Regions from separate parts of the Homo sapiens genome. Here regions 2 and 3 are each linked to region 1. Evidence: chromatin loops called from intact Hi-C (ENCODE). Cell type or tissue: A673. All regions are shown on one strand.

Region 1 (8,000 bases):
GCTACTCGGGAGGCTGAGGCAGGAGAATTGCTTTAACCTGGGAAGCGGAGGTTGCAGTGAGCCAAGATTGCGCCACTGCACTCCAGACTGGCGACAGAGCAAGACTTCTTCTAAAAAAAAAAAAAAGAAAGAAAAAGAAAAAAAGAAAAATAAAAACAGTAGAGTTAATTATCAAGAGTACTTTCTGGATAAAATATTGATAAGGTCCTAGGAGTTGCTTAAGACATACTATGTGGTTTAAGGAATTCATAATAGCAGAAGTCTCCATTTATGTAACAACCAATGGAATAAACAGTGCAAAAAGTTAGTTTCATAATCTAAGAAATGTACCATTTTTATTAAAACAATTGTCTCTAAATTACTTTGGCCATTTCTAATTAAAATTACTTCAAATGTGTTTCATCTAATATAGTGTAGAGATTTTACATGTTTTTATTGCATGCTTAGAACACTTGCAAATTCAGTAGGTCTAAAATATAATTTTGACCTTTCCTTAAAGCATACATATCATTATCAAATCATCTGAAAGAAAATCTGAAGCATAAAAAAGGAGAAAAAAATGAATTTTTGAACGAAAGAGTCCTTTTTTCATTCAATCAGCAAAAATTCACTTTTGCCTTTTGTAACCATTTTGGAAATCTAGTTGACTAACTAGAGTTAGTTCAATTCTCCACATTTTTATGTTTCTTATCTAATTTCAAGACAAAGGCAGAAAAAGGTTGTGTCTGGGCACAGCTGCAACACACAGCATGAAATGAACCCCAGCAGAGTGGCCTAGTCACCAAGAGCAGCCAGCACATACCAAATTGGGAGTGATCAATGCATGATGTACCAACTAGAGAGTCTAATTAAATAACAGTGGTTAATTACTAATTAGTATGTGACTTATGTAGACAGAAGTACTTAGACTTGTCAGATGTTAAAAAGAACATTGAAAAAAATCAAAACTCTGTCATTTCAATGATCTATTTAAAAATGATGCATTAGAGGTTTTTTCTGCTATCATTTGCCTAGCCAAAACACACATTGAAGAACCTGTTTTCTCTTTCTAAAACAGATGTCCTTATTCTATTTAAATAATAACATTACCTTTGATGTCATGAAAGACTATAAAGCCTAAAATGTTATAATATTTTGAAGTGGTGGAGAGGGTAACATAGTGTCTAATATCCATTTAAACACCAGTATATTTGAAATATATCATTATTAATCAGCTGGATATATTTTGTTCTTACTTCTTACATGCTTATCAAGTGCATACTTAGAAAGCCCTGGTTTCAACTAAAAACCCCTCTAAGTTAGCCAACCCAGTGACAAGCACTCAGAATACACAAATCTATTTTCCAAGTGATTCATGGTCCCTAGTCTTTGGGGTAAGAGGAGGGCCAGCAGATCCTTGCTTTTAGAAATCATATAAGATTTCTTTCCACAACTGTGAGACTTGGTGGGTTTGGGGTTTTTCCTTTTTTGGCATCTATAGAAAAAAATACCATCTGTCTCATCACCAAAAAAAAAAAAAAAAAAAGGAAAGAAAGAAAAGGAAAAGCTTGATATGGCATAGTGATGCCAACCTTTACTTTCAATTATTTATCACCTAAAACACACACACACACACACAGAAGGCTTCATAAATAATGCTTTCTCCTTTTGTGAAAAGTGTAGGTGGAAATACTACATGTATCCTGCTAAATGAGCAGATCAGATTGATGCTCATCTTTACTAAACATTATTTTTTCACAACCTCACCAAAAATCAAAGTAATCATACCTTTCCCATCTCCTTGGTGATAGTGACACATTTGCCACCTTAAAACAAAAACCCATAAACAAAAGATAACACTCTAAAATCCATGACACATTTGCCTGAAAGGAGGCTTAAGGATGGAGGGACTATTATATAATTTATCAATTTATATCTGTGGCCAGAATAACACTCATCAGAATAATCAAGGATACTTAATTAAAATGCACTTTTCTGAGTCCCACCTAACACCTCACAGAATCTGTATTTTTGGCAGGCACCCAGGTGATACTGATGCAACCTAAATTATAAAGGTGGTTTGTGGGGCTCAGGGTACTCTCCCAATACTTTGCATCATCCACAAACCTTCAGGCACTCTGTTCACCATTGACCTCTGCCTACATTCCCATTAGCTCGTAAAAGATGAAAGAAAACTGTGACTTTGTATTTCCACTAAAGAATAAAGGGAAGTGTGGCAAGAAATCAGGGCAAATTAACTGTCAAGTCATGTATTGTTTCCCATCTAGTTTAAAACACTCATTGATTGAAATGTAGACTTACGTAGTGAAAGCCCTAGAGAAAAAAAATTAAATAATCCCAAAACAGTAATTAAGTTAGACGGAAGAAAGCTGAAGAAAGAAAGAGGAAAGGGGAACCATTCCTAGGGCAGGTGGGACACAGGGAGAAAGGGAGACTCTGCTGTGGCCATAGGGATGGTCCCGTTTCCACCTGGGAGGTGAACTGAGTGAATTCCCAAAGTTAGGTCTGCAAGCAAACAGTGCTAAATTACCCTTGCTAGCTTGGAACTAGGAGGAATGGCTTCACCCAGAGGCTGGGACTGGCTGGATATCTGGATGCCTTTAAAGAAAAGGGAAAGAAGCCAAACATGCCACTGAACAGCACCAGGAGGAGAAGCAGCAGTAGTGAGAGGTAGTGGACATAAGAACAAAGCAGCCAGGTGGGGTTCAGGGGAGGCAGAACCGTATGAACCCCACTCCACTAAAAACTGAAGGGAGTTGGGAGGAGGGGGTAGTGCTATCAATCCATTCAACGGGGGTGACCCACAGATTAACAGTTTATTCCTGGGTATTTTGTTTTATTCTTGTTTTTGAGACACAGAGATTGCAACTCTGTAATATTTCCAAGCTAGTGGGTTTTTGTAATTAAGCCAGTTCACACCAAAATAAAACTCTCTACATCAAAATTTTCTTAAATCCCATTATATCTAAATGAGTTGTATAGTCTTATTTGTTGTTTGGTAAATCCCATTATATCTCAATGAGGTGTATAATATTTGTTTTTGTTATTGTTGCTTCCCTTCACATAACAAACAAATCTGTGTCATATATATATTTAACAGACTATTAGAGGTCAACTTGGGAAATTGTTATACTACTACTTATTTTATTGTTTCTATTAGGAAAATACACTCTGAATCCTGAATTCCGAAGAGTTAATTTATAAGCACATTTTTGGACCAGTACATGTCGGTAATTGAGGACTTCCTGTACAACTAAATTCTGGCAAGTTCTAGCTCCTATAGGTATCTTTGCTACAAATGCTTATCCACAGTGCCCTCTAGCGATTTTAATTCTCATTTCAACATGGACAAAAAAAAATTTGAGCAAAAGCTTTTCCATCTTATGAGATGAACATATGCATGTAAGTCTCAGAATCATACAATCCAAAAATTTTAAGTCCAAAAAATACCAAGAAATCTTATTTGAGTATATTATAGATATATATATTCAAAAATCACTGATCACCATGACACAAAAGAAATATGTTCTTCATGGAATCGATAAATAAAAGCCTTCCTGGGTTTTGTTCTTTTTCAGTTAAGAATATCAATATGGATACAATGACTGACTTAAGACTTCTAATTTAAATTTTCTTTTTCACTTATTTTTTTAAGTCCAGCATCCCCTCTTTTAGATGATACACTGTTCTTGGACAGATCTTGTAGACAGTACGAGTAATAACAGCCAAAGAGGAAAAAAATTTCCTATGGTAACTACATCATCTGTGTCTCAAATCTCTGAGTTATATATTATTACTGTAGCCACCATTTTTTTTTTCTGAACCAAGTTTGCTAAGGTTTTTCAGGTGCCTCTCAACAAATAAAATCTCCTAAGTGAGGCCAATCATAGAAATTACAGCAGGCTTGTGCTGTTCTCAGGCTAGATGCAAGGTAGTGTGCCTTAAAGCTTAATTAAATGATATTATTTTCACATACCGATCACAGTATTTCACAGAACATAGAAAAAAAACGGTACAACAAATAGAGGCTATAAGGAAAGATCAGAGTAAGGAGAACAAAGAAAATGAAGGAAGAAAGAAAGAAAAGTGTCAACATAAAAGCACAACACCAAGGGGAAAAAATAGCAGTAACCAACAGATGGGAGATACCAGTGTTCATTTTCCTTGCTACATCTAGGTGATTAACCATATAGTACAAGAGAGTACACCACCTGTGGAATTGGGTAGTGTAACGTATCTTTTGATTATGCATAGATCTACTTATACTTAACAAATAATAGGAGGTTAGGAAGTTTGGAATAAAACAATGCAGTGGTTTTCAAAGTGTTATCCCAGATTTAGGAGCATCAGCATCACCTGGGAACATGTTAGAAATTCTCAGGACATACCCCAGCTATTTCTACCTCGGGCTCATATCCTCTCTGGAAGCAGACACTTCATGTTAGGTTATGAGAAACTCAGCTCCTCAGGCACCTGGCCTACAGTCATCAGCTTCATCTTTCAATCTCATCTTATCCCCCTCATCCTAACCCCAAGGCCTCATCAGGTCTGCTGAGGGAGCATGTCCATACCACCCTCAGTGACAAAGATAAAATGATTCTGTTATTCTCTGCACCACAGTGGGGTGACTGGAACTCTGCAAGGTTGCCATGGCCCGTCTACCTGCAATGGCCTATCTACCTAGAGCCAGTTCAGCTCTATTGCTTTTGTGCTGTGGGGGACAGGGGGACTTCTGAATACGGCTTCCCACTGCCCAGGCTTCACCGTGAAAAGGACACAAGTCTTTCCTTCTCTAGTCCACAGTTGTATCTGAGGTGTCTATTGTTCTCCCTATGCCCCTCCCCTGAAAGTTTGTTAGGTTTCAAACCCTTTTTCAACTTCCAGTATCCACTCCAACATGTCAGGAGTTTAGAAGTTGCCACTCCATCCTAACAGCAAGCAAACAGCTGAGTGATCTGAAAAATCAACAACTCTTCTTAGATCTGTCAGTGAAGTGAAGTCTTAGGGCAAACCCTACACCACAAATTGGAGAGACAGACAGGCAAATACAGAGAATCACAACTTACCAAAGGAGGAATTCATGAGCAGAAACCTCTTCAGGAACCAATGCTGAGGTACATAAATCTGAGCTGCAATTGATAAACTGATGGAGGCTCGGTGTGGACAAGTCTGAGAGCTAAAACCTCCAGGGAACCCAGCCACGGAGGACCCTCACCCTTCTGTGAGTCTTATCTCCAGGCCCTCACAGCGACTATCAGAGAAAAATTCCCCTGTACTTTCAGCAGTGGGGAAGGAAGAGGAACCATTTGAAATATGAAAGAAAGGATATTCTGTTCTTTGCAAGGCCTGCCCTCCAGACCCTAACCTCTTGGAATTTTATCAGAGCCTAACCTACCTGGGGGAAGGGAAATACCTAACTCCAGACCACCCTAGCCATCATATCCAGCCTAAGTTGGGGAAAAACTGTGAAGCACTGGTGAAGTTCAGAGCCCAGGGCCACAAGCTCATTAAAAGTCTGAGACCTAGACTGGGCGCGGTGACTTACACCTGTAATCCCAGCGCTTTGGGAGGCTGCAGGCTGATCACTTGACCTCAGGAGTTCGAGACCAACCTGGGCAACATGGCGAAACCCCATCTCTACAAAAAATACAAACATTAGCTAGGGTGTGGTGGTGTGAGCCTGTAGACCCAGCTACTTTGGAGGCTGAGGCGGAAGGATCGCTTAAGGCTGGGAGGTTAAGGCAGCGGCAGCAAGCCCTGTTCACGCCATTACTGGACATGAGCTTGGGTGACAAAGTGAGACCCTGTCTAAAAAAAAAAAAAGCAAGAAAGAAAGAGAAAAAAGAAAAAAAGTGTGATACCTAATCAGAGGAGTACAAAAGACTTCCCCTCCCCCCACACCCTACCACTGCATCACTGAAGGCCTATTTAGTGCACTTCTTTCTACCCAGTACATCATGTCCTCCTTTCAACAAGAAATTACAAGGAAAACAATTATAAAGCAAAAACCCCAGTTTGAAAAAACTGAACTGGTATCAGAACCAGAGTCCCATATGCCAGGAATGTTGGAATTGTCAGACCAGGAATGTTTAAAAACTATCGTTAATATGCTAAGGGCTTTTATCGAAAAAAATAACTTGCAAGAACAGATGGATAACATAAGCAGAAAGATGAAATTCTAAGAAAGGATTTTTTTTAAATGCTACAGATCAAAACAAGTGGATCAGAAATGAAGAATGCTTTTGATGGGCTCATTAATAGATTGGACATGACTGAGGAAAAAAATATCGGAACTTTTATTTTTGAGAATATGTCAATAGAAATCTCCAAAACTAAAAAGCAAAGAGGAAAAAAAAAGAAAATAAAAAGGAATATATAAGAACCGTGGGTTAACCATGAAAGGTATAACTGTGTAATGGGAATATCAGAAAAAGAAGCAACAGAAAAAAAAAAAACAAAAACAGAAACAATATTTGAAGCAACAATGACTGAGAATTTTTCCAAATTAATGTTAGACAACAAACCACAGCTCCACGATGCTCACAGAACACCAGGCAGAACAAGTACCAAAAAAAGCACATAACACCTGGGCAAATTGTATTCAAACTGCAGAAAATCAAAGATAAGGAAAAAAATCTTAAAAGAAAACCAGAGGGAAAAAAACACCTTACATATAAAGGAAAAAAGATAAGAAATATATCCAACTTCCCCTCAGAAACCACGCAATAAAAAGAGACTGGGGTGAAATACAGTGTCCCCCTTATCCATGGTTTTGCTTTCCACGATTTCAGTTGCCCTCTGTCAACAGTGGTCTGAAAATATTAAATGAAAAATTCTACAAATAAATAATTCATAAGTTTTAAACTATGCACCATTCTAAGTAGTGTGAAGAAATCTCACACCATCCCATTCCATCCCTCCTGGGAAGTGAATCATCTCTTTGTCCAGTGTATATATGTTTATATGCTATAAATGTATATAGTCACTTAATAGTCTTCTCACTTATCAGAGAACAGACAACAAAACGAAGTTTGGTATAACACCATAAGATATTCTGAGAGAGAAACTATGTTTACATAACTTTTATTACAGTATATTGTTGTAATTATTCTATTTCATTAATATTATTAATATCTTACTATGCCTAACTTATAAAATAAACTTGGTCATACATATGTATGTATGTATGTATAGTAAGGAATATAGTTATATTACTCTATTTTCATGCTGCTGATAAAGGCATACTCAAGACTAGGATGAAAAAGAGGTTTAATTAAGTTACAATTCCACATGGCTGGGGAGGCCTCACAATCATGACGGAAGGCAAGGAGAAGCAAGTCACGTCTTACATGGATGGGAGCAGGCAAACAGAGAGAGCTTGTGCAGGAGACCTCCTCTTTATCAAACCATCAGATCTCATGACATTTATTCACTATCACAGGAGCAGCAACAGAAAGACCTCCATGTATGATTCAATTACTTCCACTTGGAATGAGAATTGTGGGAGTTACAATTCAAGATGAGATTTGAGTGGGACACAGCCAAACCATAACAATAGTATATACAGGGCTTGGTACTATCCTCAGTTTCAAGCATCCGCTAGAAGTCTTAGAATGTATCCCCTACAGATAGGAGGGACTATTGTAATAAAGGGTTGAGAGAAAGGAACTCTTTTTTCTAGAAAAAAACCTAGAATTCTGTACCCTCTGAAATTATTCTTCAAAAGTGAAAGAAAAATAAAGACTTTCTTAAGCAAGAAAAAAATGAGAAAATTTGTTGCTAGTAGACCTATCTTGCAGGAAATGTTAGAAAAAAGTTCTTCAGAGACAAGGGAAATGATATAGGTCAAAACTTCCAATCTTCATGAAGGAGAGCATTGTGAAGGAACAAATGAAGGTAAAATAAAGACTTTTGTTTCTGTTATTCTTAATTGCTCTGACAATTTGTTCAAAATAACAAGAGCAAAAATGTATCTGATTATGTATGCTCATGTGTATATG
Region 2 (8,000 bases), 500 kb before region 1:
CATTTCTGGTACTCTTCATTTCTTCTTACATATTGGAGTCTCCATCTGGTTACATTCCCTTCAGCTTGAATAACACTCCTTAGCATTTTCCTTATTGCAGGTGTGCTAGTAACAAGTTCTTTCAACTCTTATTTATCTGAAAGTGTCTTTATATTTGAAGAATATTTTCACTGGACATAGAATTCAGGATTGACAGATTTGTTTCCAGAACTTTAAAGGTGATATTCTATTATTTTCTAGTTTCCATTGTTTCTGATACAGTGATCATTTGTTTTTTTATTCCCTTGTATGCAGTATTTCTTTTTTCCCCTACTTTTTCCTTTCATGATTCTCTATCTTTGTTTTTAGTAGTTTGACTATGATGCACTTAGGTCTAATTTTTTTTTTTTTTGGTCTTTATTTTCTTTGGTGTTTGCTGGGCTTTTTGGATATCTAAGTTGATGTCATTTCACCAAACTTGAGAAAAGTTGAGCCATCGTTTTTTCACATATTTTGTCTGCCACATTTTTTTCTCTCATAGTTTTCTGAGACTCCAATTAAACATTCGCTTAGATGGTTTAATTATCCTAAAGGTCACTAAAGTTCTATTTTTATTTCAATATTTTTGTCTTTGTTTTATGGATTGGATAATTTCTATTGCTTTGTCTTCAAATTTACTGGCTTTTTCTTCTGCCATCTCTAATCTGCTATTAGGTTCATCCAGTGAATCTTTTCATTTCAGATATTGCATTTTTCAGTTCCAGAATTTCCACTTAATTTTTAGTAGTTTAATTTCTCTGCCAAGTTTTACCATTTATTCATTCATTATGACTGTATCTTTTAACATTTTTGAGCATATTTATGATAGATACTTTCCAGTCTTTGCTAATTACAACATCTGGATCATCTTCGAGTCATTTTCCATTCACTGCTTTTTCTCTTCATTAGGAGCCACATTTTCCTGTTTTTCTTCACGTCTATTAATTTTTATAATATATTGGATATGATGGATGATATGTTTTATAGATCATAGGTTCCATTGGCTTCTTGTGAAGACTGTTTTTGTTCTAGCAGGTTGTAAATTATTAGCCAATAACCTAGCACTTATTAGAGGTTGGCTTTACACCAGTTAGGGGGGGTCTGTTTCAAATTTACCTTTAGTTTTAGCATGAATCTCTTAATCTGTAGGTATTGTTTTACACCTAATCATGGCCCTTTTAGGCCTTCAATGGAAAGCTTGGATTATTTGGTTTTTCCTTTTATGTTTGGTTGACACATAGTGGTTGCACATATTTATGGGGGTACAGAGTGTTGATACATATGTACAGTATGCAATGATCAGGGTAATTAGGGTATTTTTTACCTCAAGCATTTATTACTTTGTGGTGGGAACATTCAAAATCCTTTCTTCTAGATTTCTGAACATATACAATAAATTATTATTAATTATATTTATCCTACAGTGTTATAGAACACTAGAACTTATTCCTCCTATCTAGCTGTGTAATTTTGTATACTTTAACCAACATCTTCCTATCCTCCTCTCCCCTATACTCCTCCTAGCTTCTGATCACCATAATTCTTCTTCTATAAGATGAATTTTTTAGCTCCAACATATAAGAGAGAACATGTAGTATGTATCTTTCTGCACCTGGCTTATTTCACATAATGTCCTCCAAGTCTCATCCATGTTGTTGAAAATGACAAGATTTCATTCTTCTTATGTCTGGATGGTATTCCATTGTGGATATATGCCACATTTTCTTTGTTCATTCATCTGTTGATAGACATTTAGGTTGATTACATATCTTGGTGATTGTGAAAAATACTGCATGGGGGTTCAGATATATCTTCAATATACTGATTTTTTTTTTCCTTTCAGTAAAAACCCAGTAGTGAGATTGCTGGATCATATGTTAGATCTATTTTAGTTTTTTGAGAAACTTTCATACTGTTTTTTATAATGGCTCTACTAATTTACAGTCCCACCAACAGTGCACAAGGGTTCCTGTTTCTCTGCATCCTCACCAGCATTTGTAATTTGTTCCTTTTTAATAAAAGCTGTTCTAACTGGAGTGAGATGATAGCTCATTGTGGTTTTGACCTGCGTTTCCCTGATGATTAGTGATGTTGAGCATTTTTAATATATGTGTTGGTCATTTGTATGACTTCTTTTCAGCAATATCTGTTCAAATCCTTTGCCCATTTTTAATTGGATTACTTGCAGTGTTTTGCTGTTATTTGAGTTCCCTGTACATTCTGGGTATGAATCTCTTGTCAGATGAATAGTTTGCAAATATTTTCTTCCATTCTGCAAGTTGTCTCTTCATTCTGTTGATTTTTTTCTTTGCTGTGCAGAAGCTTTTTAGTTTGATATAGTCTCATTTATCTATTTTTGTTTTTGTTGCCTGTGCTTTTGTGGTCTCACTCATAAAATATTTGCCTAGACCTGTGTCCTGAAGCATTTGTCTTATGTTTTCTTCTAGTAGTTTTATAGTTGCAGGTATTAATACTACATGTAAATCTTTAATCCATTTTTAGTTGATTTTTTATAGGTGGTGAGAGATAGAAGTCTAAGGAAAACTTAAACTGTTTATCAATCCTTTATATCTTAGAAGGACACAGATCTGACGCACTGCTTCAGTGAGCAGCATCTGAAAGCTCTTCTCATATCTTTCAACCTTCAAACTGTGGCTCTCTTGATTTGCTCTTTAGAATCTCTTCTGCAACTCAAAGATCAGCCAAGGATTTAAAAGGAGTTTGTTTACTGATTCACTTCTTCTTTTATAGATATTTCCCCCTCAATTTCCAGCCACTCTGACAACTCCCAAGCTGTCCTCTGACACCTCAGTGAGATTGTGGCTTTCTGCTTTCCTTATAGTTATCTCAAGCTGCACAGACTGGGGAGTGCCCTAAGGGGGAATACCAAGTGAAAACAACACTCACACAGTACATTTTCCTTCTTTCAAAGATTGAAACTGCTGTAGTGTCTGCCTGACACTCTCTATTGCTTTCAATTGTTATTTTTGTATTTTGTTCAGACTTTATAGTTGTTATCTATAGGAGGGTTAGTCTTATATAAGAAACTATGCTATCAGTAAAACTGGAACCCAAGTAGGATGCTTTATTAGTTGTCCATGCTTCCCTAATTAAGGAGCTGCCATTGATATGGTTTGTAGAATCCTGTTATAGCAGAACATATCCAATATGGAATAAGCAACACACTCCTGGAAGATTTTAGAAAACAAAGAAACCCTTCCTAAGACATACTTATGGGTGCAATATTAATGGTTTCTTCCCCATAGGGTTCTAATGCTAATTGCACATACTCAGTGATGGAAAGCTCCAGAAATTCCCTAATTATATTTCTGCTCCAAAGCCATATAATTTGAGGAGCTGATATTCCCAGGAACTGGTACACCCATCACTTTGTTGGGCCAATGAATTAAGAAAGATTGTGTGACCTGGTTATGGTCAGAAAACCTGTGCCTCTGAGCCGGCACCTCAGAGTGGCCTTTGTCAGACAGGAGAGGCAAAGATGGTTCCAGCCTGGGGCATCTTGGAGATTCTAGGGCACAGCTGAGTTCTACAAGTCTCAATCGAACAGTTCTGTCTCTAGGAATATGTTAGGGGCTGGAGATATGATGACAAAACTTTAAAATGCCACTAGGGGTCTAAGAAATGGTTGAGTCTGTCACTGCCAGAATATGAACTCAGCTTAATAATAAGTTAGAAAAGATGCAAATAAGTTAAACTGATAATATTCTTCTTGGATATATACTGGCTTTTTCCTCATCAGTGTGCTTTAGCAAAGGCTAGACTATCAAAATCTTTTCAGGTTTCCTTTTATAGAAACAAAGACACTTTCAGTTTTTATCATATTAAAGTATAATGCATTTCAATCATCAAAAGCCAATTTTCTGAGAGAAACTATATAATGGAGGATGTATTTTAGAGTCAGGCTAGCCTGAGTTTTAATCCTAGCTCTACCATTTACTAGCTGTGTGATTTTGGACATGATATTTAAGCTTTCTGATCTTCAGTTTCTGAATCTAAAACGTGTGACTATTAATAGGAATCCAACTGGGAATGCTGTGCGGTTGAAATTAGATAATGTATTTTAAATGCCTGGCAAAGTGTCTGACACAGAGTACACACTTAAGGAATGGAGGGATATTATCATCATCACGGTTTTAAAAACGATATTAACATTATCTATGAGTTAGCTGGTTGAGAAAAGTAAGAGTGCAGGGAATCAAAAGAATAGGATAGAAGGTTTTTCTTCTTTGTACAACACTATATTGTTTTGATACCTTATATCAAAAACTAATTATGCATATCTGGCCCTTCCCTGCCTATTTATCCTATTTCATCACCACAGTTTTCTTCCCTAACTGAAAATTCTTACCCAAAGCTTTTTTTCAGTTTCTTAACTACACAAAACTCTCCTCTGTGCGTTTGGCCACCTTTTCATGCAGTCTCCAGGTCTCGGTTTAAATATCACCTCACAGAACAGTCTACCCTGGACATTGACTAAGTAGCTAGTCTTTTATTAATCTCACACAACCACCTAGTGTATTTCCTTTTGTCTTAGTCAGTTCAGGCTGCTGTAACAGAATACCATAGACTGGGTGGCTTAAACAACGACAATTCATTCCCCACAATTTTGGAGGCTGAGAAATTCATTTCTCACATTCCAAGATCCAGACCCTGGCAGATCTGGTATCTCCAAGGACACACTTCCTGTTTGCAGATGGCCATTTCTCATTGTATCACATGGTAGATAGAGAGAGAGGACGCATGTGTTCTCATCTTTTTGTAAGGGCACTGATCCCATTCATGAGTGCTCTACCCTCATTCACTAATTACCTCTCAAAGGCTTTACCTCCTAATACCATCACACTGGGGATTAGGATTTCAACATGTGGGTTTTAAGAGGATGCAAACATTTAGTTCATAGCACCTTTCTAGCACTTTTCACAATTTTTGATTATATGTTTGCATGGTACTTACTAGTTTTCTCCCTAGATAAACTGCAAACCCTGCTCTGTGAGGTTAGTGACCATGTCTGCTTTATTTATTAATATACTTAGTGCTTACATAGACTTAGTACATATTTTGCAAATAAATGAAAGAACAAATGTGATACAGAGGATGCCAATGAGTAAATAAAGCCAGTTTATGACTTCCCACAAATACAATGGGCATAATAATTGAGTCTGCAATAGTAGAGTCATGAAAAGTGATTGGGCCATTGAATTTTTAGGAATGCAGAAATAAATTATACAGTTTTGTTTGTAAGTACCAATCAATAAATGTGATCATTTACTAATGGCTTAAAAATTCATACTGTTTTTCTTTCTACTTTTTTTAAATCTAGAATGGCCACATCTGTTGCTCAGTGGATCCACAGTGCCTTCAGGAACTGTGAAGTTAACTGTCTCATGGGAGATTTCTGTTAAAAGAATGTTCTTTCATTAAAAGACCAAAAAGAAGTTAAAACTTAAATTGGGTGATTTGTGGGCAGCTAAATGCAGCTTTGTTAATAGCTGAGTGAACTTTCAATTATGAAATTTGTGGAGCTTGACAAAATCACAAAAGGAAAATTACTGGGGCAAAATTAGACCTCAAGTCTGCCTCTACTGTGTCTCACATCACCATGTAGAAGAATGGGCGTACAGTATATACCGTGACATCCTGAACCCTGGATAGAAAGCCTGAGCCCATTGGATCTGTGAAAGCCTCTAGCTTCACTGGTGCAGAAAATTTTCCTCTAGATCAGAATCTTCAAGAATCAGTTAGGTTCCTCACTGCAAGAAATAAAATGTCAGGCAGTGAATGAATTATATTTTCAGAAGTAAAGCAAAGAAGCTATAACATGTTATGTACAGTACACTCTGAAAAGAAATCTGAAACAAGTTATTGTAATGATAAAAATAATGCACAGGCATGGTTACTTAATATTTTCTAACAGGAAAAGTCATCCCTATTTCCTTGTTTTACTGCACTTAATATTATTTGGTTGAATTTGTTCAGTATAAGCTCGTTCTTGTGCAAAATTAAATAAATATTTCTCTTACCTTATAACACATGTGAGTCTGAGTATCTTGTTTAATATGTTCCTCTTTTCCACAGATGATTCTATAAAAATTGCATTCTAGTTCTGCTGATGATAAACTCCTGCTATGTTATTTCTAAATTGAAAGTTGCTATTTCCAAATTTCCAAATTGAAAATGATATGCCTAAGTAAGGGATGTGATGGATAACTTAGTTCTTCCTCTCTAGATCCTCAATTTCACCCTTTCTACCCTGCTGTGCATCCTGGGGTGGCTGACCTATACAGACCCTAATAGTGGGTTCCTTTTCCTCTTGATTCTTGTCTGGTTTCAATTATACTGCAGCAGGAAACACAGCTGGCATATTAGGAAGAGGTCAAGTTTGGATATTTATTCCGCTGGCTCCCTTCCTGCCTGGCCACCGCCATGATTTGGTGTGTCACCTTACTGAAGGTTATATCTCTTGAAAGGTACTCCTCTCTGTCTCACTGCCTCACCAGGTTCTGATAACTTCTACTGTTTGCATCTTCTGGCTTAGGGATATTAACAGCTCTGGCTATTCTGTCCTTGGGAGGTAACTGTTCAATCTTGTTTTCTCTATTTCTAGGCATATCTTTATAAATGGTCCCTTTGTTATACTCTTTAATTAGCCAGCTTGAGTGTGCCATCTGTTTCCTGCCAGGATTCTAACTGATACACATAAGGAGAGCAGTATGTGAGGTTGAGAATGTCTTCAAGAATTGGTCCTTCACGTTTTGATATAAAATTTTTAAAAATATCAATGTTAAAAGATATTATGATATTAATTACATGTTAAATATTTTGATGCACCAGAATGTCAGAGGGGATAAAAGTAAACATCCTGAAACTCAATAAAGGAAGCCAATCCAATATTGCCCTGTTATGTTTTACACTAGGGTGAAAAGGAAATATAAGTATTGTCAAATTAATTTTCGATGCATAGAGGCATTTTTTAAAAAAAAATTAAAATGAACACAAGGTGACCACCGCAAGCTACAGAAATGATAAAGTGGCTTTTAACTGTTCACTCACTATTGCTATGGAAACAACCTAGCACGAGCTGAGTTGAAAGATAATTCAAAAATGTCTTCATAGTTTGGCATGGTAATATTTATTGAATGTGTAAAATCAAGTAGCTATATTCCCTGAATTTATCATAAATGATTTTTCTGTAGCCTTTTTATGTTTAATTTAATTTAATTCAACAGAGCATAAGGTTTATTTTTTGTCAGCTGTATTACAATGGTAAATAGCAATTTAGCTTCCAAGAAGATATCTGTTAATTTGAAGTTTTTTCAAGTTATTTTTTCCTTATATAGCTTTGTGATTTCATATTGAATCCTCCTGAAAAAGTATACTTTACTCATTTTTATAAGAGAGTAAGAAATGTGTGTAGGAAAGTGTGTGTGTGTGTGTGTGTGTGTGTGTATACACCCATATAGATACATATTTGTCATTTAGATATGTCCTTCTGGAAGGAGAAGCAAGGCTGGAATTTTATATTACAAATCCTTTGGAAATCTTTGTAGGGCTCTGGGCATATTGGTGGCTTGCAGATCCTTGGTTTCTATAGGCCGCTGAGTGAAAGAAAACTCATAGTTAAGAAGAAAAGAAGGAAAATACAAGACTATGATAATTCAACGACTATTAAAGCAACACATGAATTCAGATTGAATTTTTTTTTCTTCAAGGTTTACTCCACAAATAGTAGATTCCCCAGGAGAATTACTGTTTCATGTGCAGGCCCTGGGCAAGCAGTAATCAATTGTTTCTTAAGAACTTTGTTCCTTGAAAAAGGGAAGGTTAATACCCCATTTCTCACTCTGATGATAATTGGCAGAATGCCATGGCTGAGTTGTGCCAATATTAAGGGAAAGTGAGAGCTAAGAAGCATGAATTTATTTTGAGGGTGCTTAGCTCCTTTAAGGGCAGGCCTTGGTGAA
Region 3 (8,000 bases), 910 kb before region 1:
GCGTTCCTTTGGAGGAGGAGAGGCGCTCTGCTTTTTAGAGTTTCCAGTTTTTCTGCTCTGTTTTTTCCCCATGTTTGTGGTTTTATCTACTTTTGGTCTTTGATGATGGTGATGTACAGATGGGTTTTTGGTGTGGATGTCCTTTCTGTTTGTTAGTTTTCCTTCTAACAGACAGGACCCTCAGCTGCAGGTCAGTTGGAATTTGCTAGAGGTCCACTCCAGACCGTGTTTGCCTGGGTATCAGCAGCAGTGGCTGCAGAACAGCGGATTTTCGTGAACCGCGAATGCTGCTGTCTGATCGTTCCTCTGGAACTTTTGTCTCAGAGGAGTACCCGGCCGTGTGAGGTGTCAGTCTGCCCCTACTGGGGGGTGCCTCCCAGTTAGGCTGCTTGGGGGTCAGGGGTCAGGGACCCACTTGAGGAGGCAGTCTGCCTGTTCTCAGATCTGCAGCTGCGTCCTGGGAGAACCACTGCTCTCTTCAAAGCTGTCAGACAGGGACACTTAAGTCTGCAGAGGTTACTGCTGTCTTTTTGTTTGTCTGTGCCCTGCCCCCAGAGGTAGAGCCTACAGAGGCAGGCAGGCCTCCTTGAGCTGTGGTGGGCTCCACCCAGTTCGAGCTTCCTGGCTGCTTTGTTTACCTAAGCAAGCCTGGGCAATGGTGGGCACCCCTCCCCCCCAGCCTCGCTGCCACCTTGCAGTTTGATCTCAGACTGCTGTGCTAGCAATCAGCGAGACTCCGTGGGTGTAGGACCCTCCGAGCCAGGTGCGGGATATAATCTCCTGGTGCGCCGTTTTTTAAGCCTGTCGGAAAAGCGCAGTTTTAGGGTGTGAGTGACCCGATTTTCCAGGTGCCATCTGTCACCCCTTTCTTTGACTAGGAAAGGGAACTCCCTGACCCCTTGCACTTCCCGAGTGAGGCAATGCCTTGCCCTGCTTCGGCTCGCGCACGGTGTGCTGCAACCACTGTCCTGCACCCACTGTCTGGCACTCCCTAGTGAGGTGAACCTGGTACCTCAGATGGAAATTCAGAAATCACCCATCTTCTGCGTCGCTCATGCTAGGAGCTGTAGACCAGAGCTGTTCCTATTCGGCCATCTTGGCTGCCAGAAGAAATTTTATTAATTGAACAAAGAAGAAGAAAGAAATAAAAACATTCTGATTCCAACTACCCAACCTTATTTCCTCCCAAGCCTCCTTGACTTACTTCCTTCTTTCTGATTATGGGTATTAAAGGATATGCTCCTTTAATAAATATTCAGAAACTGCACCTCAGCCATGTTAAGGGTTTTCTTGTTGCCTTTCAATTTTTGAAAAAGGACACAAAAGTCCAAACTTCCAGATTCTTTCTTTGGTTCCAGGGCAACGTATAATATTAACTTTGTATTTTTCTTTATCTGTGACATAGTCGGCCATAAATCACCTGGTTACTGTATTATATACGTTAGTGTTCTAGCATAATAGTAGTTTTTGCTGTTTGACAGATGTTCCAGACTAAAATGTTGTAAAATAATAGATCATTAAAAGAAACTAGAGTTGATGGCCAAGAAATTCAATTTTTTTCCTAACAGAATCAAAGCATTTCACTAATTAGTTACTTTATTCCACAAGATGGCGCTGTAGTTCTTCCAATTATTTGGAATAGAGCAGCTCAGGGTTTTATTTTTAAAAGTATCCTCCCCTTCCTTCCTTTGTATAAAAGTGACACATAAGAAAGAATGTAAGGCTGTTACTTCATAATAGGCCTGATTTACTATATATTTTAGAGAAGTCCATGGTAATAGCCATAGAAGAGTCAATAACAGGAATTAGTACACAACAAATTATAACCAGAAATGAGATATGATTATTTTTGTGCAGTTTCTTAAATAAACATAGTCTACCCTTTGTTTATATGCTATGAATTAGAAATTATTTTTTAAAGCTTATGGATAGAATTTTAATGTTTTTTAGTACTACTTTGGGTGTTCAAAATCTGAGCTGCTTAACTCACTGGATATTTCTATGTCTTTTGTAATAACTTTTAAAGCTATTGCATAGGGCTTAATCCATTTCTTTATGATAGCCCAGCAATACCAGCATTACCTGGGTCTGTCTGATCTGACAGGAGGGTCTTCTATTAAATTCTGTTTTAAAAAATTCAATTTGTTTAGTCTTGTGCAGAAAAACATATTAGATATGGGACTAATTTCTTTTTAGTAAATATTTTAGTGTTTAATTTGCATCTCAGTTTTGTTCTAAATATTTTTTAGTTGTATCCTTTTGAAGTTAAGACTTGCCAAAGTTCCCAGATAAATTTGCATTTGAATCAGTTTATAGTAATGATTTTGAGCCCTTTTATGTGCAAAGGACAGTTTTAATTGGATCTGCTAGGAAAACAAAATTTTATTATTCCTTTCAAAAAACAAACATTGCTTAAAATAAGTTTGGAAGACTTGTATTTAAAATATTTTGGCAGTGAATTATTTTTAAGTTTCACTTTGATCATACTTGGTAAGTTTAATAAAAATTACATATTGACCCCAAATACTAAAGATTTTAATTAATGCCCTAACACAGTCTCCTTGTTAGAATCAGAAATTTATTAAGTAAAAAGCCCAAACATCAAGGGAAAACAAGTAAATTAGTGTGTGTAATTCTTAATTATGTCTAATTAAAATCAATTTGTAATGCATTTACATTCACAAAATCACGTAAGTTATCAGTGTCTGAGACAACAGTTTGTGTTTATGAATAGCACATTTGTAAGGAGTGAATTAGTTAGTGTGCTAATTAGAAAACTCTTGCAAGAGAAGACAGGTTGTAGTTCATTTTTATCTATTTCTCTCAATTTTGATCTTATAGTGGTGAGTGGGTGGAAAAGCCATGATTAAGTTTAAAAGCTCTGAATGTACATTAGCAGATATGTTTGTTCTTTTAGTTGGTGCTTTAAGTAGTTTAGCCATGTATACACTTATTTCCATTACTACTAATTATGTTTTTGAAAGCCTACTATGTGTCAAGCACATCATGCCTTTATTTAATTCATACAATAGTTGTATGGAACAGGTAGCATTATTCTGCGTTCACAGATGAGGATACTGATGCTTAGAGAAATTTAATAATTCATGAGGGGTCAGACAGCTGGTGAGTGGGGCTTGGGATCTAAAGGCAAGTTCTTATGACTCCAGAGCCTGCACTTTAAACCACTAACGTGCATTGTATTTGCAACTGCCATGTCAGGTAGCTTTTAGTGAAGTCTGCCAATTTTAGTATGAAATATTCTGTTTGTAATGTGTAAGGAGTAGGTCAGGCTTTCTAATTGTGCTGTTTATGTAAGGCACAATAAGGACTTTTGCAAAGGGGACTTGTCAAGTTATCATGATACTGGCTGCAAGCCAGAGGTTTCCTTAGCAAAGTGCTAAGACAAGGGCTACTGGGGTAAAAGGGAAGCTCTTATTTCCTCCTCTTTACCCCCTAAATTGCCCACATCTCACTTTTTCAATGTATAAAGTACAAGCCCACCTAGGTTCTACTGGGTGAACTCTGCGTAAATTTTAAAAATACTTAAAACCCACCAAATTTATTACCTCTCAACAGACTTAGTCAAAAGATGCAATGTTTCTATTCCAAAATGCTGTGATCTTCTTAAAAGAAAAGAATGAGTTTAAAAAATACTTGATGAGCTAAAATTGCTGCTGAAGTGCTTTTTGTGTCATTTATTAGGGAAGATTTCCCACATATTCTGTTGCTAAGCCCCTAAAAGTTATTAAAGGAAGCACACTTGTGAATATCTTCAAAAAGTGGGCAGGTGGTCATCCCAAGGAGATGAGTTTGGGTAAAGTGAAGTCTTCATAGAAAAATCAAATTCTTAAGGCTTATTGCAATCCTAAATTAACCTAAACTCTAAGTTTTCTTTGATTGACTGAATGATGCCAGAAAGATCAACTGGGCTGTACATAGAATTGCACAAAGCACAATTAGACAGGCAAAGTAGGGCAACACACATCTAATGGCAGAAGGTTTCGTGATTCAAATCGATTGACTGAATGATTCTTTCCTTCAGTCTGTCATTTAACCATCTGTCCAGTTGCCATTTAACAGTTACTTAGTAGCATATTTAATTCAGTATTTATTGATCCCTCTGTTACAGGCACTGTGTGAGGTACTGCAAGCCTTAACTGACACACAAAATTAAATAATCAATTCAATGCGTTTGCCTCAGCGTGTATGTCTTTTACGGTCCTGATGATTAAATCGTTTTAGACTGAAGTCCTTGCGTTTTATTGTCAGCCTGTTTGAGCAAGTGATAATCTGTCAATCAATAGAGTCAATGGAACTTAAATTATTTGGGTGACAGTATTGATCAAAGTGTTTGGTGTTTAAAGGTCTTGGTGTGGGTTTTCTACATAGTTATTCACATAGATAGTAAGCAAACTGTTAAGTCACATCCACGCAGTGTTCTAATAGGAGTGGCAATAGTAGTAATCATAGTAATCATTCTCAAATTTATAATAGTAAGGCTAACTTCATTGGTGAGAACCAAACTTCTTTTTTTTTTTTTTGAGACGGAGTCTCCTTCTGTCGCCCAGGCTGGAGTGCAGTGGCGTGATCTTGGCTCACTGCAAGCTTTGCCTCCCGGGTTCACTTCATTCTCCTGCTTCAGCCTCCCAGGTAGCTGGGACTACAGGTGCCCACCACCATGCCTGGCTAATTTTTTGTATTTTTCAGTAGAGACGGGGTTTCACCGTGTTAGCCAGGTCTCTTGACCTCTTGACCTCTTGATCTCTTGACCTCATGATCTGCCCACCTCAGCCTCCCAAAGTGCTGGGATTACAGGCGTGAGCTACCACGCCTGGCTGAGAACCAAACTTCTTATGTTAGTGCTTTAAATATTCCATTCAGGATCTGACTGGGCAACATCTTTCCTAGAAACAACAATAAAAACCTTGCATTATCTTGGGCAAGTCACTATTATCTCTGTCCCTTAGTTTCCTCCCCTGGTAAGGCAAAGAAGCTGCTATAGATGATTTCTAAGCTCAAGATCAACACTAAAGTTTTATAATTTTAGGTTTTGGATTTCCTCCTGATCTTAAGTATTTGAAGAATTCTATTTAAAAATGTTATTCTTAGGTAATGCTTAGCAAATAGACAATAAATATAGTGAATAAAAGGCAAATAAAGCATTTGACCAATGTCAACTTCATGTAATGCTTATTAATTGAGCATCAACTATGTGTTGGGCATTGATGTATGTGCCTCGTGACTCAGCAGTAAATTCGATTAAGGTGTTTTCCTTCATGTATTTTACAATTTAGTGGGAAAAGTTGACAAACAAACTTGAAAAGAAGCAGTAATTACAGATAGTTACAAATGCCCTGCAGGCTAATTGGAGAGACCTGAGGTGGTGTGTCTAGATAGGATGGTCAAGGAAGGCCACTCTGCTGTGTGAAAATCAAGGATAAGAATATTCTAGGCATTGGGAAAAGCTAAAGCAAAGCTGTTGCGGTTGGAAGTTGCTTTGTAATTTTCTTTCTTTTTCTTGTTTTCATGTTTGAACTAGTTTATTTCAAAGGAATAAGACTTTCAAATAAAAGTAAGCATATTAAGCGCATAAGATAATATTTTTAGTGAAATTCAAATCATTTTTTACAATAAACAGACAATATTTTCTAATTATGTTAATTTACTCAATCTCCTCATTTTTCTATTTTATGTTTGTAATTTACCTATTAACTCTCTAGCACATATATGCATTTTATGTTTTCTTTGTTAATAGTGGTGCACAATTGAAAAGTTTAGTTGCGATTGAGTTAAAGAAAATTGGTTTCATGGAATACCTTTCTGCAACATTTGAATACACATAAAAATCCCTATCAAAAACTAAGATATAAAACTGTGTACCTCTATTTTTAATCTAAAGTCATTTTATACACTGGAAAGTAAGTACAAGTGCAATATTTACTGTAAAATACGCACTAACCACTTTGTTGATATAAAATTTAATGAGTTCATAATTATGCAAACATTTGTCATTGGGAGTGAAGGACATATAGATTCTATCTGTATTATTTCTTATAACTACTTATGTAGTTTTCAAGAGACACAGAGGCAGATAGGAGCGGGAAAGTGGTCTATGATGTGGCTGGAGTTGGTCAGTGTTGAGAGGGTGTCATTGTGTCTTCTAGGACTTAGGGAGTTTGGATTTTACTCAATTTGCAATGAGAGTATGAGAAAGTCTTAAATATATTTCCGATCCTCCTGCTATATAAATGTATAACCAGAGATTCTGGATGTTGAGGTACACTTAACTAAGATATTCCCTTCCCTCCCTGTGTCCATAGTGACATTTTATCAGTTTGTCTTTGAAACTTATTTCTAAAATTACTTTGTTAAAGCAGGAAGGCCTTTTCCTTGCTTACTAATTGAAGATTGGAGTATTTCCAGAGGTAACTTTGAGAAACAAGAAGCAAATATGGTAAACTCCAAAAGGAGATGAAAAATATGTTTGTAATCTATTTTTAGAAATTTTAGTATTTATAAATCCTTTTATTCCGTGAGATTTCTACAACAGTGGGAGTCAAATCCCTATTTTGTGATAAGGAGTTACAGACTTGGGATTTGCCCTTAATATACTTGATATTGTGAATTAAGGATGAATAAAGATGAACTTATCAGAGAAATAAAGATTTTACTTTACCATGGGGTAAAGGAATATTCTAAATATTACTAAATATCTTCATATGGAGACAGAGAGAAGGAAAGGTCTGAACTGAAGTGCACTGATAACCTTTTACAAGAGCTTTACTATATTATGGGATGTCAAGAGCCTTTGAAAGATAATTGGAAAGTTGATTCATGTTTAATAAAGGGAAGCTTATTTATGGGGGGTAAAAGTTGTGTATAATGATAGACAATTTTCCCTCCAAAATATGAGAAGCTAAATTATTACTTATAAATAGTAGCATGCTGGTTTGAGCTAAAGAAAAGTAAAATTAAATTATGTACTTTGCCATATTAGTGTGTGTTTTAAGGGAGTCATGTAATGCACTTGAACTTGTGTCTTCACCTGTGAAAATAAAATGGAACCAAATGACTTCTGAAAAGCCTTATAGTGCCAAAGTGTGTATAATTCTATGTGATCAACACTGATAAGTTAATTCTGTAAATAGGCGAATATAGGAGAGAAAATCATAAGGAGAATACAGGAGAGAAAGTGTTAATGTTATGACCAATTGTTGAGTCAGGAATGTTGGAAGGGAACAGGATAAGTATATGTTATAATAAGATGTAAGACTCTTCAAAGATCGGTTGGTTAAAATAAGTTTTTGTTTTGTAAATAGTAAGGAGACATCTGAAAATTTGCAATCCGAAAAGAGTTATAGGCAAGTTGCAAGTTGTAACTCTTTTACCCATCCCTTATTACCTACTTAATTATCTGCATTAAGTAGAAATTGGATTTCATAAATATTCTCTAGTATTGGCCATTTCAAAAAACACCTTCTGGAAATAAAACTGTGTATGAGTTATTGCGTTCTGCACGTGTTTTCACACTCGTATGACCTGAGGGTAGTTCTGTGAATTGGTCATCTTATTAAGTCATTGCTGTTTCTTGCCTCTCTTCTAGAAGATAGGCAAGGACAGATAGAACCTACATGTCCTTTCACTCCCAATGACAATGTTTGCATAGTTATGGACTCATTAAATTTTACATCAACAAAATGCTTAGTGCATTTTTTACAGTAAATATTGTGCTTATACTTACTTTCCAGGGTATAAAATCACTTTAGATTGAAAATAAAGGTACATAGTTTTATATCTTAGCTTTTGATAGGGATTTTTATATGTATTCAAATATTGCAGGAAGGTATCCCATGAAACCAATTTTCTTGAGGCCTTTGTTCTCAATAATACAAAGTCCTATCAGAAAATGAGAGGGTAGTTTAAACTTCAGAAAGAAATGAGAGTTCAGGCCGGGCAAGGTGGCTCATGTCTGTAATCCTAGCACTTTGGGAGCCCGAGGT

The links. Peaks named below come from ENCODE experiments on the same cell type or tissue, not always from the same donor. Only the 100,000 strongest peaks of a DNase experiment are listed, where the experiment ranks them.
Region 2: a loop joins it to region 1, with 2.5 times the contacts of the local background. A loop is called at or near these places in 5 of 110 quality-filtered maps.
Region 3: a loop joins it to region 1, with 7 times the contacts of the local background. A loop is called at or near these places in 75 of 110 quality-filtered maps.

What each region holds. Positions count from the first base shown.
Region 1 is chr12:44,010,852-44,018,851 of GRCh38, reverse strand. The region is part of intron 3 of TMEM117 (transmembrane protein 117); the gene reads right to left. Among named protein-coding and RNA genes, the nearest start is that of TMEM117, 180 kb to the right of the region's middle. In A673, a CTCF peak has its summit at 3,322 (motif pointing left); a DNase peak (open chromatin) is centred at 3,281; H3K27ac peaks cover 2,024 bases.
Region 2 is chr12:44,506,344-44,514,343 of GRCh38, reverse strand. NELL2 (neural EGFL like 2) reads left to right here. Exons shown (of 20, transcript NM_001145108.2): 20 at 5,360-6,066. The coding sequence ends at 5,410. Among named protein-coding and RNA genes, the nearest start is that of NELL2, 370 kb to the left of the region's middle. In A673, a CTCF peak has its summit at 3,658; a DNase peak (open chromatin) is centred at 6,663; H3K27ac peaks cover 2,185 bases.
Region 3 is chr12:44,924,808-44,932,807 of GRCh38, reverse strand. No RefSeq gene overlaps it. Among named protein-coding and RNA genes, the nearest start is that of NELL2, 52 kb to the right of the region's middle. RefSeq lists an enhancer at 5,692-5,861. In A673, a CTCF peak has its summit at 1,607 (motif pointing right); DNase peaks (open chromatin) are centred at 1,637, 3,147 and 3,367; H3K4me3 peaks cover 447 bases; H3K27ac peaks cover 3,467 bases.